Linked DNA regions of Homo sapiens: region 2 is linked to region 1. Evidence: chromatin loops called from intact Hi-C (ENCODE). Cell type or tissue: mammary epithelial cell. All regions are shown on one strand. Each heading gives the region's core, and the rest is flanking DNA. Links, peaks and the distances in the headings are about the cores only.

The links. Hi-C counts contacts between places; a loop is a spot of excess contacts. Peaks named below come from ENCODE experiments on the same cell type or tissue, not always from the same donor. Only the 100,000 strongest peaks of a DNase experiment are listed, where the experiment ranks them.
Region 2: it touches region 1 in a loop (13-fold over the local background); 2 of 110 quality-filtered maps call a loop at or near these places.

Annotation. Positions count from the first base shown.
Region 1 is chr11:5,803,899-5,811,679 of GRCh38, reverse strand. It overlaps OR52N2 (olfactory receptor family 52 subfamily N member 2), which reads right to left and starts at 2,756. Exons shown (of 2, transcript NM_001005174.3): 1 at 2,626-2,756. In mammary epithelial cell, for the core only: a CTCF peak has its summit at 3,050 (motif pointing right); no DNase peak of the experiment used is centred there; H3K4me3 peaks cover 686 bases.
Region 2 is chr11:5,550,187-5,557,967 of GRCh38, reverse strand. It overlaps the pseudogene OR52H2P. Among named protein-coding and RNA genes, the nearest start is that of OR52H1, 5.5 kb to the right of the region's middle. RefSeq lists an enhancer at 945-1,509. In mammary epithelial cell, for the core only: a CTCF peak has its summit at 4,423; no DNase peak of the experiment used is centred there; H3K27ac peaks cover 127 bases.

The DNA of each region.
Region 1 (7,781 bases), core at 1,173-6,172:
GTTGTTTTTTACATTCTTTCTTCCCTTCTTTTTCTCTTGTTGTCTTCTTTTGTGATAGATAATTTTCTCTAATAGTGTGCTTTCGTTCTTTACTTTCTATATTTTGTGCATCTACTATAGGTTTTTGCTTTGTGGTTACCTCAAGTCTTACATAAAACATTCTATATTTATAAAAGGCTATTTTAGGCTGATAACAACTTCAATTGCATAAAGAAGTTCCATACTTCTACTCAACTCTCCCTGATATTTTATGTTTCTGATGTCACATTTACTTCTTTTTATATTGTATATCCCTTAACAAACTATTGTAGCTGTCTATTTTTTAAATTAATTTTGTCTTTTAACATTCATATTAATGATATAGGTGATTTATATACCACCATAACAGTATTATTCAGAGTTTCACTATGTACTTACTTTTGCCAGTGACTTTTATTCTTTCATACGTTTTCATGTCACTAATCAGCATCCTGTTTTTTCAGCTTTAGCATTTCTTGTAAGGCAGGTCTGGTAGTAATACACTCTCTTAGCTTTTGAATTTCATTTTTATATTAAATCTTACATATCAAGAATAAAACAGGTGGCCAAAGTTTAAATTATATTTATATATCATATTTTATAAATATTTTAATATATTTTGTGTTTAGCCACTTTTGCCAATAGTTTTTTCAAAAATTATTTTCTCAACTTTCTGTATTACAATAAAAAAATTTTTATCTCCAAGTAGAAAGCTTTTATCATTCATCTTCTTAAACCTTTTCATTGTCTCTCTTGTTCTTACCATAAACCCAAAAATGACTCTATGAAATTACCTGACATCATAGGCATAGGGCTCTAGGTTTAGTATGAAGCAAAACAACAATAACAAAACAACAAAAAGGTAACATATTAGGTTAAAAAAAAAGATTGTGTACTATAAACTCAGATAGAACTGGCCCCTGATTTGAGCCCACTTAATCTTGTTTTCAGTCCCTTCATGTGTGGCACATTCATTCCTCAAAACCTCCATGCCGGCCATTTCCTCTTCCTTAAACAGTTCTTACCTCCCATCCCCCTTCCACAATGTTAACACCAGCTTATCTTCTGTACCACCTTGAGCATTTGTTCCTTCTGAAAGTCTTTTCTGGTATTTGTAATTTGTGACATTACATCTCATACTTATAACACATTCCTTTGCGTTTTTGCTTCATTTGACTTTTCCCCTACCTTATTTATTTATCTTTCCATCATAATTCCATTTTAAAATGTTTTGGGATTTTTGAGGGCCTCTTAATACAACCTTGTACTTTCCTCCTCAGTTCAGAGCTGAGACACACAGGAGACAAGGAGTTGACAGAGAATGTCAACAATTTTATGATATACATCTGGGAAAATGAGGCTTTAGATTTTTCAGGCAAAATACCTTGTTCTGCCTTGCCTCTGATTTAGACTAGCTTGCTCATCCAGTCCCTAGCATAGACACATACAAGTCTCTTTCGGAAAGCTTGGCCACTGACTTTGCTAATGTGGACAGACCAGAATGCGTGGCCTATTCAGGCAGGGAGATTGACTTCTGTGAAGCGTCAAGGCTCAGCATATAGCTCACCCATAGCTCACTGATATCTGATGCTTCTCCCACTCAGAGGAATGAGTTATGACAAGAAGAATGTTGTTCTAAATGAAGTCCTTATACTTGAAGTAATAAGTGTAGAATAATTAATTATACCGTTTTCCCAAATCTCTCTTCCTTTCCTTAAACTTACTGCTATTTGTTCTTTCTCATAATACAGTATCTTCTTGTACTAAATTCAGATTGTGATAGCCTCTCCTGCATGACTACTGGGTAAATAACAAAAGGAAGGCAGAAATAAAGATGTTCTTTGAAATCAATGAGAACAAAGACACAATGTGCCAGAATCTCTGGGACACATTTAAATTTCTTGTCTTTAATTAGCCCACAGAATAGTGAAACTATCCTTGGGCAATGGTAATCATTTTTCAGCTTTTTTATAGAACTGCTTTGAAAATAGCTTTACTTTTTTTTTTTTTTTGAAAGACAATGTAAGATACAATAATTTTCTCTGAGTTCCTCTTCAAAGATTTAGCCGCTAACTTCCTGGTCTTTTGTTCTCAAACTCAACTTTCCTTTTCCTTAGTTACTGTAAAACAGCCTACCGCTTCCCATCAGCTCTAATCAATAACTCACATCTGTTCCCGTAGTTACCTGGACTCATTGTTCCCCGGAAACTGCACATCTCACATGCCTCACCACTGTACCCCGTGTTCCCCTTCCCTTCCATATTTAGAAAGATATTTGCAAGTAGCCAATCTGGTCAGCTCAGCCCATGGGGGAGTGACACAGCCCATGGGGGACCCCAGCCCATGGGGGAGTGACACAGAAGTAGAAACTGTCAGAGATAAAAGCTCCCTGCTCTCCTTCCTTCCCTGTGCTCTTGTGATCTTGATTGATGCGAGTGGCACCCTTCTACAGAAGTAAATTGCCTTGCTAAGAGAACTTTTGCCTAAGTGTTGGTTTCACTTTGCGGCACTGAGCATTTATTCCTAGAGCATTTTTACACCCAACAACTCTGGGGGCTCATCTGGGATCCCCACTCTCCTTCAGAAAGGGATCTTCAGTCATCCTACCCAGGGGAGACGCATTCCAATGCCCCGTTGCGGTAGTCTCAGGGAGGGGAGATCGGGACCCACCCATTGTGATGAATAAACTCGGACTCTCAGCAACGCGAGGAGGAGAGGCTTGCAATACCGCGGTGACCAGGTAAACTCTGTGCACAGATCAAGGTAGGAAACGTCACAGGGGCGACAAAGTACTTCCTTGGTGGTTGGGGGCCGTGGGTCGGGGCATTCTGGAGGTTGAAAGTGCGTGAATGGTAGCAAGCGCTCCTGCTGCGCAGAATGAATGAGTCCAATCTGTGGTTCTGTGGTCACCTCATATGGGGGTCCCATCAGGGGTTTATGCTGACCCGCCATCAAGGCTAAGAGGAACCTGAAATATTCCCACGAGGGAAGCGGCCAGAGTGGACAAAGCGAAAGGATGCAAAGAGCCTCCAGCAGGTGGGGCTAAAGGATAGGCGAATTGAGCCTCAGTTACGATTCCAGTGAAGGATAGGCAAGAGGTCCCCTAACACAAGGGGTTGAGCCACAAGGAATCCCTCGCCAAATAGGCGAGAAATCCCTAATATGATGGGGTTGAGCCACAGCAATGCCCCGTTAGGCAAGAAATTCCTAATATGAGAGATTGCGCCTAGCCAAGACCCAATATGGGAAATATTACAAGCAAAAATGGTAAGAATAGTAACAAAGATATATACCACCTGATAGTCCCCTAAGTCTCATGAAAAAGGATATGAATAGTAACAAAGATATACCACCTGATAGTCCCCTAAGTCTCATGCTAAAATGTTGGGAAGATAATGAAAGAACTAAACATAAGAAAAAGCAACAAATGATAAAATATTGCTTTTCTATTTGGACTCAAAGACCTAACCTCAATCCGTCAATCTTCTGGCCAAAGTTTGGGTCAACTGAGGATATACTATGTCAACTTTCAGTTTAACATGTAAATAATAAAAGCCCAGTTTCTCAAGAAGAACTGGACTATGCTCTTTTTTGGAGGCAAAGACCTGTCCTCCCTTTCCCTTATGCACCTGCCCCTACTGTGGAGACAGTGAAGGAGGGTTCTCAGAGGATCCTAGCAAAGAAAACAGCACATAGGATTCCCTGGACCATCCTTTACCTAATGCCCCTAGTCCCCCATCTAATACCCCCAACCCTTCCCCTCAGGCCCAGCCTAAGTCCTCCTCTGTGAAAGGAATCCAAGCTCCTCATTCGCCAGGTGGCTTTTGACAGGCTAGCGACATCAAGGATCTGCCTCAACATGTTGTCGTTGTCGTGCAGCCTCTAGTGCGCCCCCACAGCAGAAAAAGCCCATGCTCTGCCGCAGCCTATGCCTAAGCAGACTACATTATGGGACATATGCCTTACTTTTGCCAGGGTCAAGTAATACAGGCTTCAGATGCGGCTCCAAGCAGCTAGGCATCCCCGCGGCTAAGTTTCCTGAACAAGTAGTAGATAATCTTTCAGCTGATATATCCGCTAGCATTTATTATGGGTCAGGCCAGTATTAAAAGTGAAAATATCCACCAGAAAAGACTTTGATTATTTAAAGTCACTTATATTAAAATGTACCACCAGAAAAGTATTACATGTGTATAAGTACGAGTTTAAAAGTATAGTTTAACATTAATGACTGATAATTCGCTTAATCTAGCAAGTTTCTTAATGAGATATCCAAAGCTAAAAAGAAAGCACACGTGTTTAGATTTAACTGATTACAAACGTTCGGCCAAACTTAGAAGAAACCCTCTTCAGGAATGATTAAGGGAAAAAGAACGCAACAGGTGTTCAGTAATTAATAAAGAAGTTCCTAGAGAAATTTATAAGCTGTCTGCACTTAGTCAAGCTTTAAATTACCTGCAGGACCAGGAAAGAACCATCTGTACTAATTCTAAATATGCCTTTACAGTGGCTAATACATTTAGCAAATTTCAGACTGGATTAATAGTAAAAGTCAAAGCCTTGTTCATGAGGAGTTAATCACCCAAGTATCTATTGTCCATGTCCCCAAGCACCAGAAAAGCCTGTCTTTTAAAATAACCTAGCAAATCAGATAAGCCGAACAGGCTGCTGTTTCTCCTGTAGGCACTAAAGGGAACTCAGAAAAACATTACCCATTAAAGACCCCAAGCGATGTATAACACAGTCAAAGTTTATATGTGTTTAGGAATTTATACCCTTAGCCAAACAAGTCTAGAGACTTGGTTGCCATAGATGAAATGTCTTCTATCTTCCTATTACCCTAGTAAGTCCAAACTACCTCCCAAAACAATCTACTGCCAACATTCCTACATACTTGGTTTATCTTCCACTTTCTCTTCCCTCAGAACTCAAAATTTTCCGGTACAGGTGCCACCCCTAAAGTTCCCAGTATATTGACACCAGCCTGAGGAGCTGGCCTAGTGCTTCAAACCACTGAAACTGCAGTCCAAACAGCAAGAAAAGATGGACCCATCATACCCGAGTCAAGAAAGCACCACCATCCCCAAAGTCATGGACCATTATTCAAGGGAAAAAACCCCTCAAACTAAAGTTAAGGAAAGTTTAACTCTCTTTTATCTATTCTATTACCCTTTCTTCTTTCCTCATTCTATTGCTGACCTTATTATCAATGTAACTAAGTCAGACTCATCCCAAATCATTACCTTTGAGGCTTGCCTTGTTATGCCTTGTGAAGAGGACGAACAATGGCAAAGGTATGTCTCTCCTTTAGAAAAACACCTCTGCCCCTTCAGAGAAACCACTGACCTCACACCTTGCTCATGGTGGGGGTACCAAGGCACCTTAAGTTAGGAGATACGTTCTCAATGAGCAGATGTCATCCTGACTGCCAATGAACACGGCGAGACCTCCCCAGAAGGCTGTACCAACCTAAAATCTTACCTCCTCCTTACCAAATGAACCACCCCCTCTAATTGCCAACTTTACCATTGTAACCCAGTAACTATCTCTATTAATGCTGCTACCTCTACCAACCATACGCTTCCTTTAGAAGGCTTTTACGGCTTAGGGGCAGAGGCCAATGGATACGACCCTGTAGGCCTCTTTAAAATACGCTTTATTGACCCTCCTTCACCTTCTAAACTTTCTACCCTGCCCAACAACAATGCCAAAGTAAATATTGTAGAAGTGAAGGATCTAAGACAAACTCTAGCAATTGAAACAAGGTATCAAGATATAAATGCTTAGTTGGGATGGATTCAATATTCTGTCCGCACTTTGAATAAAAGCAATTGTTATTCTTGTGTGCACAGCAGACCAGAGGCCCAGATTGTCTCCTTTCCGCTAGGATAGTCCCTCAGTCGACCAGACATGGGCTGTATAGTAGCTGTTTTCCAAGATTCCACAGCCTAAGGCAACAAATCATGCCAAGCTCTCTCTCTGCTATATCCTGAAGTCCAACACCCTGGAGGTCAGCCCCCGAGGGCCATTCAGCTTCCACCTCCTGACGTCAATTTCACCTCATGTCTCTCACAACATGGGGAGAACTTGGCATTCCTTGGAAGCTTAACACGTTGCAGCAAGCTTAGGCCCTTCCAAGAGCTTACCCATCAGTCTGCCCTTAGTCATCCTTCAGAGGATAGATGGTGGTGTTGCAGTACACCCTTAACGGACACTCTGCCAAGTAATGGGAGCGGCACTTGTGCTTTTGTCCAGTTGGCTATCCCTTTCACTGTAGAATTTCATCAACCAGAAAAAGAAAAACCACAACACTGAAAAATAAGAGAAGCCCCTTATAAGTCTTTTAACTCTCAAGTTTACATAGATGCCATTAGTGTCCCACGAGGAGTGCCTGACAGGTTCAAAGCCCGAGACCAAATAGCTGCAGAATTTGAATCCATATTTCCACAAGTAACTATTAATAAAAATGTAGCTTAGATAAATTACATCCATTATAATCAGCAGCAGTTTATTAATTACACCAGGGATGCCATCAAAGGAATAGCTGACCAATTAAAGCCTACTAACCAAAGAGCTTAAGAAAACAGAATAGCACTAGACATGTTATTAGCCAAAAAGGTGAGGTTTGTGTTATGATTAAAACCCAATGTTTTACCTTAATCCCAAACAACACTGCCCCCGATAGGAGCATAAAAAAGGCCTTACAAAGACTTACCACTTTATCCAATAAACTAGCTAAAAATTCTAGTCACTGACCCTATTTCAGGATGGCTAAGAAAGTAGTTCAGTAAACGGAAAAGAATCATAGCCTTAATTCTTATTTCTCTTGCAATTGTAATAAGTGTACTCTTTCTTGTTAGGTGTTATGTCATACCACGCATCCATAGGCTAATACAAAGGACTGTACAAACAGCACTTACTAAAGCCTCCCTTAGTTCTCCTCCACCTTATTCAAGTAAGCTTTTCCTTTTAGAAGATCAAATCGAATGGCAAAGCCAAGACATGTTAAAAACGTTTGAAGAGAAAGAATCATAAGAAAATTAAAAGGGGGGAATTGTAAGATACAATGAATTTCTCTGAGTTCCTCTTCAAAGATTTAGCCTGCTAACTTCCTTGTCTTTTGTTCTCAAACTCAACTTTCCTGTTCCCCCTTGTCCCTAGTTACTGTAAAACAGCCTACCTGCTTCCCATCAGCTCTAATCAATAACTCACGTCTGTTCCCTTAGTTATCTGCACCCACTGTTCCCCCGAAACTGCACATCTCACAGGCCTCACCACTGTACCTCAAGTCCCCCTTCCCTTCCATATTTAGAAAGATATCTGCAAGTAACAAATCAGGTTAGCTCAGACTGTGCGGTCTGACCCCGGCCCATGGGGGAGTGACACAGAAGTAGAAACTACCATTAGAGAGAGAACTTCGCTGCTCTCCTTTGTTCCCTGTGCTCTTGTGATCTTGATTGATGTGAGTGGCACCCTTCTGCAGAAGTAAATTGCCTTGCTAAGATAACTTTTGCCTGAGTGCGGGTTTCACTTTGTGGCACCGAGCATTTATTCCCAGAATATTTTTATACCCAACAACAAGCTATATCTATAGTTTTTTTTAATTTAAGGGAAAGCACATTTGTCATTAATTTGAAAGAGACAGAACTCAGGGAAAGAGTGAGATAAGATATTAGTTATATTTTTGGCTTAATTTTGCCAGTTTAGTAAAACACGAAACATAACTGTTAGTAGAGATTTGTGAGCAGAAGCAGTTCCTGTGG
Region 2 (7,781 bases), core at 1,653-6,652, 250 kb after region 1:
GGTTTTTTCTGTTGGACCAGTTCCAGGCTCATGAATCACCTGGAGTTGTCCTTTGATTTTTAAAAATAAGCTGGGCAGTCTGCTATTGATTACTATCACTTGAAATATTGGTTGGTGCCATAAATTGGCATAGCAGCAATTACGGAGTTACGTTTACCAAAGAATAGAAATGTGTGCACAGCAATATGTGATTGTCCTTTATTCCGTATTAAAACATTTCCCTAATATTTCTTAAAGAGCCAAGGCATTTTTCCTATTCACGAAGATCAACTTGGCAAATAATATCTCTGATGTGATGTCTCAAGCTTTTAAAATGGAAGAAGTTATGTGTGTGAGCTCAGACTTCATAGACAAAGCAACCAAGAAGTCTAGATCAACATCTAGCTACCCACAGAGGATAAGATTTGAGAAGTACCCATAGGGTCCCTGTCTTCTCTATCAAGAGCACTGATTCCCCAGACCACTTACTTGGGAGCATCTCTGATCTGGAGTCCTACCTCGAGTTAGAAGACTAGAGCCCCTCTTGAATAGACCCTATTAAAAGCCTGTGTCATTCAGGAGCCCCTGGATGCTGGCATTTTCATCATGCATGGTTCGGTGAATTAGATAATTATAGCTGCAAAATGTCACTGGGGAAGATTCAGAGAGCAAGGTACAGAGGTGGGCATTATTCCTGGGAAAGGGCACAAGAAGGCTGAAAGTTGGAGAAATGTTGCAGGGGACCTGTGGGGAAATTCAGATTCAGAGACTTGAAATCCTGGGTAAAGGTAGCCAAAAATTACACTCTGAAATAAAATTACTTACTTTACTCCTGCCCACTTGGCTAGCCCACAAAGGAAAGGTTTCTTGCAATCTAGGTGGTTACAGTAACTTCCACGTGTCTGTGTGTCCAAGTTCACCAGAAATGTTCTGCTTGCTATCTGTGCAATCTAGCTCACACACTTCCATCCATTCCTTCAACCACAGATGGGAGACTCCCACTGCGCTGCAGACACGATGAGCCTGAGAGCATTTATGGCTCCTAAGAAAGTCCCAGTGGAGTGACCTCTGGGACTTGTTTCCTGCCCCTGTCTCCAGCTAAACAGCACACAGGGACAAGTGAGCAAAGAAGAAAACAGTAAACTTCTTTTCTGTTTAACTGGCAATAACACCTTGAGTGTCTGTGTACTGAGCAGTGAGCCCCATAGAGGTGCCTAGGATGCAACATTAAAGGAAGCACTTAAAACCCTGAGAGTGAGTCCTTTGTTCCTTAAATGTTGCACTCTAGGCATTTCCCCCAATTCCAGCCCTGGAGGAAGCATTATTTAATTCATCCCTTTTAGCATGTATCATCATTTCTCCCTGGACTACAGGGAAATTCTCAAACTCATTCTGTTTCTAAAACTTCATTTCAATTGCATCTTACTTCATTCCAACAGCAAGTCTACACAGCAGCCAGAATGCAGTTTTCAATATGTCAATTTCATTCTGTCACACTCCCAAGTAAAATCCTCTATCAGCCCCCTCCCTCCCTTAGTCTTCAGGATAAGATTCAAGTTCTGAATCAGAAAGTACAAGTTCTTGTTTACTTCTCCAAACTCATCTGACCTTCCTCTTCTTTTCTCTCAGTCTCAGCATATCTAGGGTGCTGTCCATATCGGGGTGCATACAATTCCCCAAATCTCACAATATTCTCACTTAATCCTTCACATTTGAAATAATGTCTTCTCTGCCTAGCGTATCCCTATTCCTGTCATTTGCCTTGAGAATTTCTCTTTTTCCTTCAAAACACAGCTCCAATATAAGATTCTTGACCATCCTGCCCTCTTTCCTAATTGCATAGTATCTTCTCTGTGCCCACACAGATCCTTGTGCTTTTTGAGGTTACATATTATTTGTCACTCTGCAGTGGAATTGCCTCCTTCTGTGTGTATTTCCCTACTAATCCGTGATCTCCTTGAGGACAGTTAAAAAAAAAAGTCTTAGTCATATCTGCATCCACAGTGCTTGTTACACAGTAGAATAAAATACAAAATTAAATTAAAACTTAAAAAAAGATCACTATGTAATGTACTAAACAATGTACAAAGTGCATTGCTTATAACATTGCAATCAATCCTCAAACCCTGTGAGGTAGCTTAGATCTTCATACACACATGAGGAAACAGAATCTTGGAGTGGTTAAATAAATTTCCCAATTTCATCTAAAGAGAACTGATGGAGTTGGTGTATGGCAGCCAGGAGTGTCTGGCCTCCAGCTCTTTCCTCGTAACCGTCTATACTGTCCTGTAGACTGCCTCAACAAATGGTGGTTGGACAAATGCATAAATATAAGAATAGCAAACTGGGACAGGGTGCATCCTTTTATGCTGGTTATACTTAGGGTTTATGGCATAACCAATGCATCCAGATGAATGCCACCTTTCCAGATGAATGTCTCTTGAAGAGGCTAGGTGCCTGCTAAAAATGTTTGCTATTTTTCATAATTTTGATGTTTTCATTAGACTTCCTTCCTTCCTTCCTTCCTTCCTTCCTTCCTTCCTTCTTCTCTCTCCCTTCTCTCTCTCTCCCTTTCTCTTTCTTTCTTTCTCTCTCTCTCTTTCTTTCTTTCTCTTTCTCTTTTTCTTTTCATTTTTAGCATATGAGCCACATATATTAAAACACACATAACAACCACCACCACCACCACCACCAAGTACCTGCTGCTTTCAAGGAGCTTATTTCCACATCTAGCTCCTTCTTACCTGAAGGACTTTACACACACTTTTCTTTCTAAATGCTTTCCTTTCTGTTTTAGCCTACTGAAAATAATATAGTGTAAAGTGGAGTCGAAGAAAAGATCTGAGGTCAAACTACCTGTTAGAAATTTGGCTTTTCCACTTAACAGCTGAACAAATTTGGATATACTTTCTGTGTATCATCTTTTTTCTTGTCTGTAATATGGAAACAATAAGGGGGACCTACCTCTCTGGGAGGGAGGAAGGGCTAAATTCAATTGACTTACAGGTAGAATTCAGTATTATTTATTTTATTATATTTTTGTTAAAATCAACCTCATTTTACAATATCTTCCTCCAAGAATCCTTTCCTATCTCCTGCAGGTCCAATCGTCTTTGTTATTGATTCTCATGATAACCTATATATTTCCATAACATACATCGCAGGTAATAATTATTCTTATACATATAACCTACTGCTTATTTGAATAGTGTCTGTCTTCCTCAATAAATTATCTCCACCACGAGAGGCATTGCATCTGTTTTATACACACTATCTTTCCAGTACCTATTACATGCTTACATCTTTATTGACTGATTGGCTGCTACCCATTTCCCAGCACTCCGCTAAATATACCTAGATGATGTAAATTTACCAAAATATATCATAACTTCATGCCTCTAAGCCTTTGTATGTGTTGCTTTCTCTGCCTGAAATGTTTTTTCTCTGTCTTCTTGAGTAATCTGCATCATCCTCAAGACTCACATTGTTTCACCTATTTCTCAAGATCTTCTCTGATGCTACAGGTTTTGATAATACCTCTCCACTCAGTTTCCACAGGCATCTTTGAATTCCCTATGACTTTCATTCTGCATTGAAATTTTCTTTTACAAATCTGTTGACTTTAGCAGGTAATGTTCTCTTAAGAATAGACTGATATGTGTTTCTGAATACCTAAGGTTTAGCATCATGTCTGGTTTCCTGGGCCTGGCAAATTATTTGTAGTATTAATAAACATTTGTTCCTTTTAACTGTGCAAACTACCTTTTGTCCTGTTTAATGCTTTCTAAGTTAAATTTTACTTTTTATGCTTTCCATTTTGCTAGACTTGCTTCCATCACATTTAAATTTGTCAGAAACACACTTGTCTATCCTTTTTATCCTTGTTTATTCACACTTGTTTATCCTTTATGCATCATTTTGTTTTAGATCTTACTCATATAAGTGACATATAATTGAATTTTTAAACTTTATTTATCTTTGTGCTTTTTGATAGAGGAATTCCAGCAATCTACATTTATAAGCATAAATGATGTATTTGGTTTTATGTTGTTAACTTGTTTTATATTTTTAGTTTTCTATATATTGGTTAATTTTGTATCTTTTGCTATGCAGATATTATACATGTTATTTGCCATACAGACTCTGTAGATAATTTTGGTTATATATAGAGGAGTCTAGGAAAAGACTCGTGGGTCTGATTCCCAGCACTACCATTTCCTTCTTGTGTGACTTTTGACAAATCACTTTTCTCTGCATCCTTAAAATGTGGATAATATTATTACCTGTCTCATAGAATTGTTAAGAAAATTACAAAAGTGGTCTCATGTAGTATATTAAAGGTTTTCAAAAAATATTAGCTTCTGTTATAAAGTTTATTTGCTTTTAGCTTGACCTAGGATTTAGAATATATAAATTGTATTTTTCTTCCACTAGAGGTCCTCTCTGTATTTGTAAAAAGCACACAAACCAATTTTCTCTGATTCTTAAACAAGATTTCCTCATTAATTCCTAAGGGTGGACTGAGATTGAGCCTCATACCCTTTCTCATTTCATTCATATAGGAGGCATCAAACATCACAATCTCAGAGAACATTCTGGTCTACAAGCCTTAAGTCTCTCTATGTAGTGTCTGAGATATCAGAACAGTCGTTGAAATTGGGGTAGGGTCAGTGTTGGGACAAATTACAGTTCCAGTGATCCGTTTCTTTACATCCTTTGCTACACGTCCACGCCTCTTCTGAATTCTTGGCATCTCACAGTGAGTTGAAGCAGTTACCTGGTGTAACAGCAACATGAAAGAGTAGTGGCTGTGGAATCTAATGACCTTGGCTCTGCTAGTTACTAAAGGTGAGATGTTAGGTAAGATTATGTCTCAGTTTCAGTTTCTGTAAAAAAAAAAAAAAATGAGGTGGATAAAAATACGTATCTCAGAAGGTTTTTCTAAATAAGATAATATTTTTCAAGAAACTGGCATGTACTAGGAGTCAGTAATTGTTAATTATCTCATTTTCCCAACTGTGACCCAGTATTTTTCAGTTTCTTTCTATCCCTGCATGTAGTTAGACTACTTTTCTCTATACTCATATTTATATAGCAGCAACTTACATTGACCCAGGGAGAACTCAGTCATTAAAATGGGAACAGCAGTTTATGCAGTTTGAAGAAGATTCTAGAGTAACTGGATGATTAGTATCAGAAGTATTGGGTCTGAGAGTCTTTCTTCAAGTGATGAACATTGCTGTTAATATCAATGAGAGGTTTTTTCTTGGAATATAGGAAAGAGGCGGACCAGCCCCTAGGAAGCAGTGGAGGAAGAATTACCATACAATTTCCTCATGTTCATTATAAGCAATTTGTTTTTAGGACACAGAAGCTATTGATCTTAAAGGCCATGTACAACATGAGTGACCATGGTACAGGCCTGTTCATCCTTTTGGGTATCCCTGGACTTGAGCAGTACCACGTCTGGATCAGCATCCCATTCTGCTTAATCTATCTCATGGCTGTCGTGGCCAATAGTATCCTTCTCTACCTCATTGTGGTAGAGCACAGTCTTCATGCACCCATGTTCTTTTTCCTTTCCATGCTGGCCATTACTGATCTCATATTGTCCACCACATGTGTCCCCAAAACACTTAGCATCTTCTGGTTTGGTCCCCAAACAGTTTCCCTGGCTGTCTCACCCAATTATTCTTTCTGCACTATAGCTTTGTGTTGGACTCAGCTATACTGCTGGCCATGGCATTTGACCGCTATATGGCCATTTGCTCACCCTTGAGATACACTACTATTCTGACTCCCAAAACCATTGTCAAAATTGCTGTGGGAATATGTTTCCGAAGTTTCTGTGTTTTTGTCCCATGTGTTTTCCTTGTGAATCGTTTACCCTTCTGCAGGACACATATCATTTCTCACACATACTGTGAGCACATAGGTGTTGCCCAGCTTGCCTGTGCTGATATCTCCATCAATATCTGGTGTGGATTTTGTGTTCCCATCATGACGGTGATGACAGACGTGATCCTCATTGCTGTCTCCTACACCCTCATCCTCTGTGCTGTCTTTTGCCTCCCCTCCCAAGATGCCCGTCAGAAGGCCCTTTGCTCCTGTGGTTCCCATGTCTGTGTTATCCTCATATTCTATATACCAGCATTCTTCTCCATTCTTGCCCATTGCTTTGGGCATAATGTCCCTCATACCTTTCATATTATGTTTGCCAACCTTTATGTAATCATTCCACCTGCTCTCAACTCTATTGTCTACAGAATAAAGACCAAGCAAATCCAGAACAGAATCCTTTTGCTCTTTCCCAAGGGGTCCCAGTGATAGGTGCCTGAGCTCTTGGAGGTAGGGACAAGTTCCTAGTGTGTGTTAGGTCAAAGACTGAACCTGTGTTCAGACACCCAAGAGAAAGGACAGACTAAAATTTATTAACGAAAACTTGAGTTTTGCTTTCTTTGTGATTTGAGGCAGAAGTCTACTCAATCATTTCAGTTATAGCAAAGTAAGTTCTGAGTCTAGGAAATAATAAATATTTTTTGACTTCTAGAAACAAGAACTTTTGTAATTCCTTATGATTGCTCTAAAGTGATTATAAAACTTTTAATGAAGACAATGTAATGATTGGCAAATCTGAATGGTTTTTCAGATTTATTTATCATGGTAGTTTATTTATACATCATAGCAAGGCAGGAAAATTACCTCTTTGATGACTCTGCAGGGTTCTGGGTTTTTACTTTGTTCACTCCTATTAATTTCTAAACAACATCAAGTATAATACCTAGCACACACTAGGGACATAGGCAACATTTATCAAATAAATAAATGGCAAATAATCATAAAATTATTAATTTAAGAGTGCAGGTGTTTATATTAAGCAAAGGGATAAGGCAATGATAAAACTCAATGTTTAACTCAACCTTGAGAAAGCCAAATGAGTTGTGGGTGGGTGGAGTTTTCCACAAGGAATAAAAGGAGGAAGGCAAATTCCTATGGCTAGTAAAATGGTAAAGCACGTACAGACTAAGAAGTGGGTTTAAGACTTGACCAATTGGAAGCATTGGTGGTCTCAATTTTTTTCATGTTTGTATCTCCATAGAGATGTAGTCACAAGCCAAAAATGTACCTCTGTATGATTCATTGTCTCTTCAAATCCAGTATGCATAACTTGGTCATAGTGAGTCATTCAGTCACTTGGTCAGTAATACTTATTTTTAGGTGTCTGCCAGGCAGCAATGATAATCAATGTCTTATTTCCCTTTCAAATCTGATACGTCCTCAAAACCTGTGGTTTTTTTCTAAATAACCTCTTGGATTCCCCGGCTGAGTGCAGGCACCCTCCTCCCCTACCCCAGTAGTTCAAACCCTCACTGCTTTCACTTGACTCAAAATATCAGAGTTGTTCATGGTCTCTTTACCTTGAGACTACTTTCCCATCCCCGTGCTACTACCCTTTTCACATGTCATTGAATTTTTATTTCTACAATGGCTCTCAACATATAGTTTTAATAGAAAAGAATGTCCTTTGGACTCGGAGAATTGTGTTTGAATTTATAGTCTATCTCTTAACATGTGACAATAGCTACATGCATTGTTTCCAAAATTACTTGATGTATTTTGCATACCATAAATAAAAATATAGTCAGGTCCCACTTAACAATGAGGATAGAGTCTCATAAATGTGTTGTTAGATGATTTTATTATTGTGCAAATATCATAGAGTGTACTTACACAAACCTGTGTGATACAGCCTTGGCTCTCTATTATATTCTATAGCTCCTAGGCTACAAAACTGTACATCA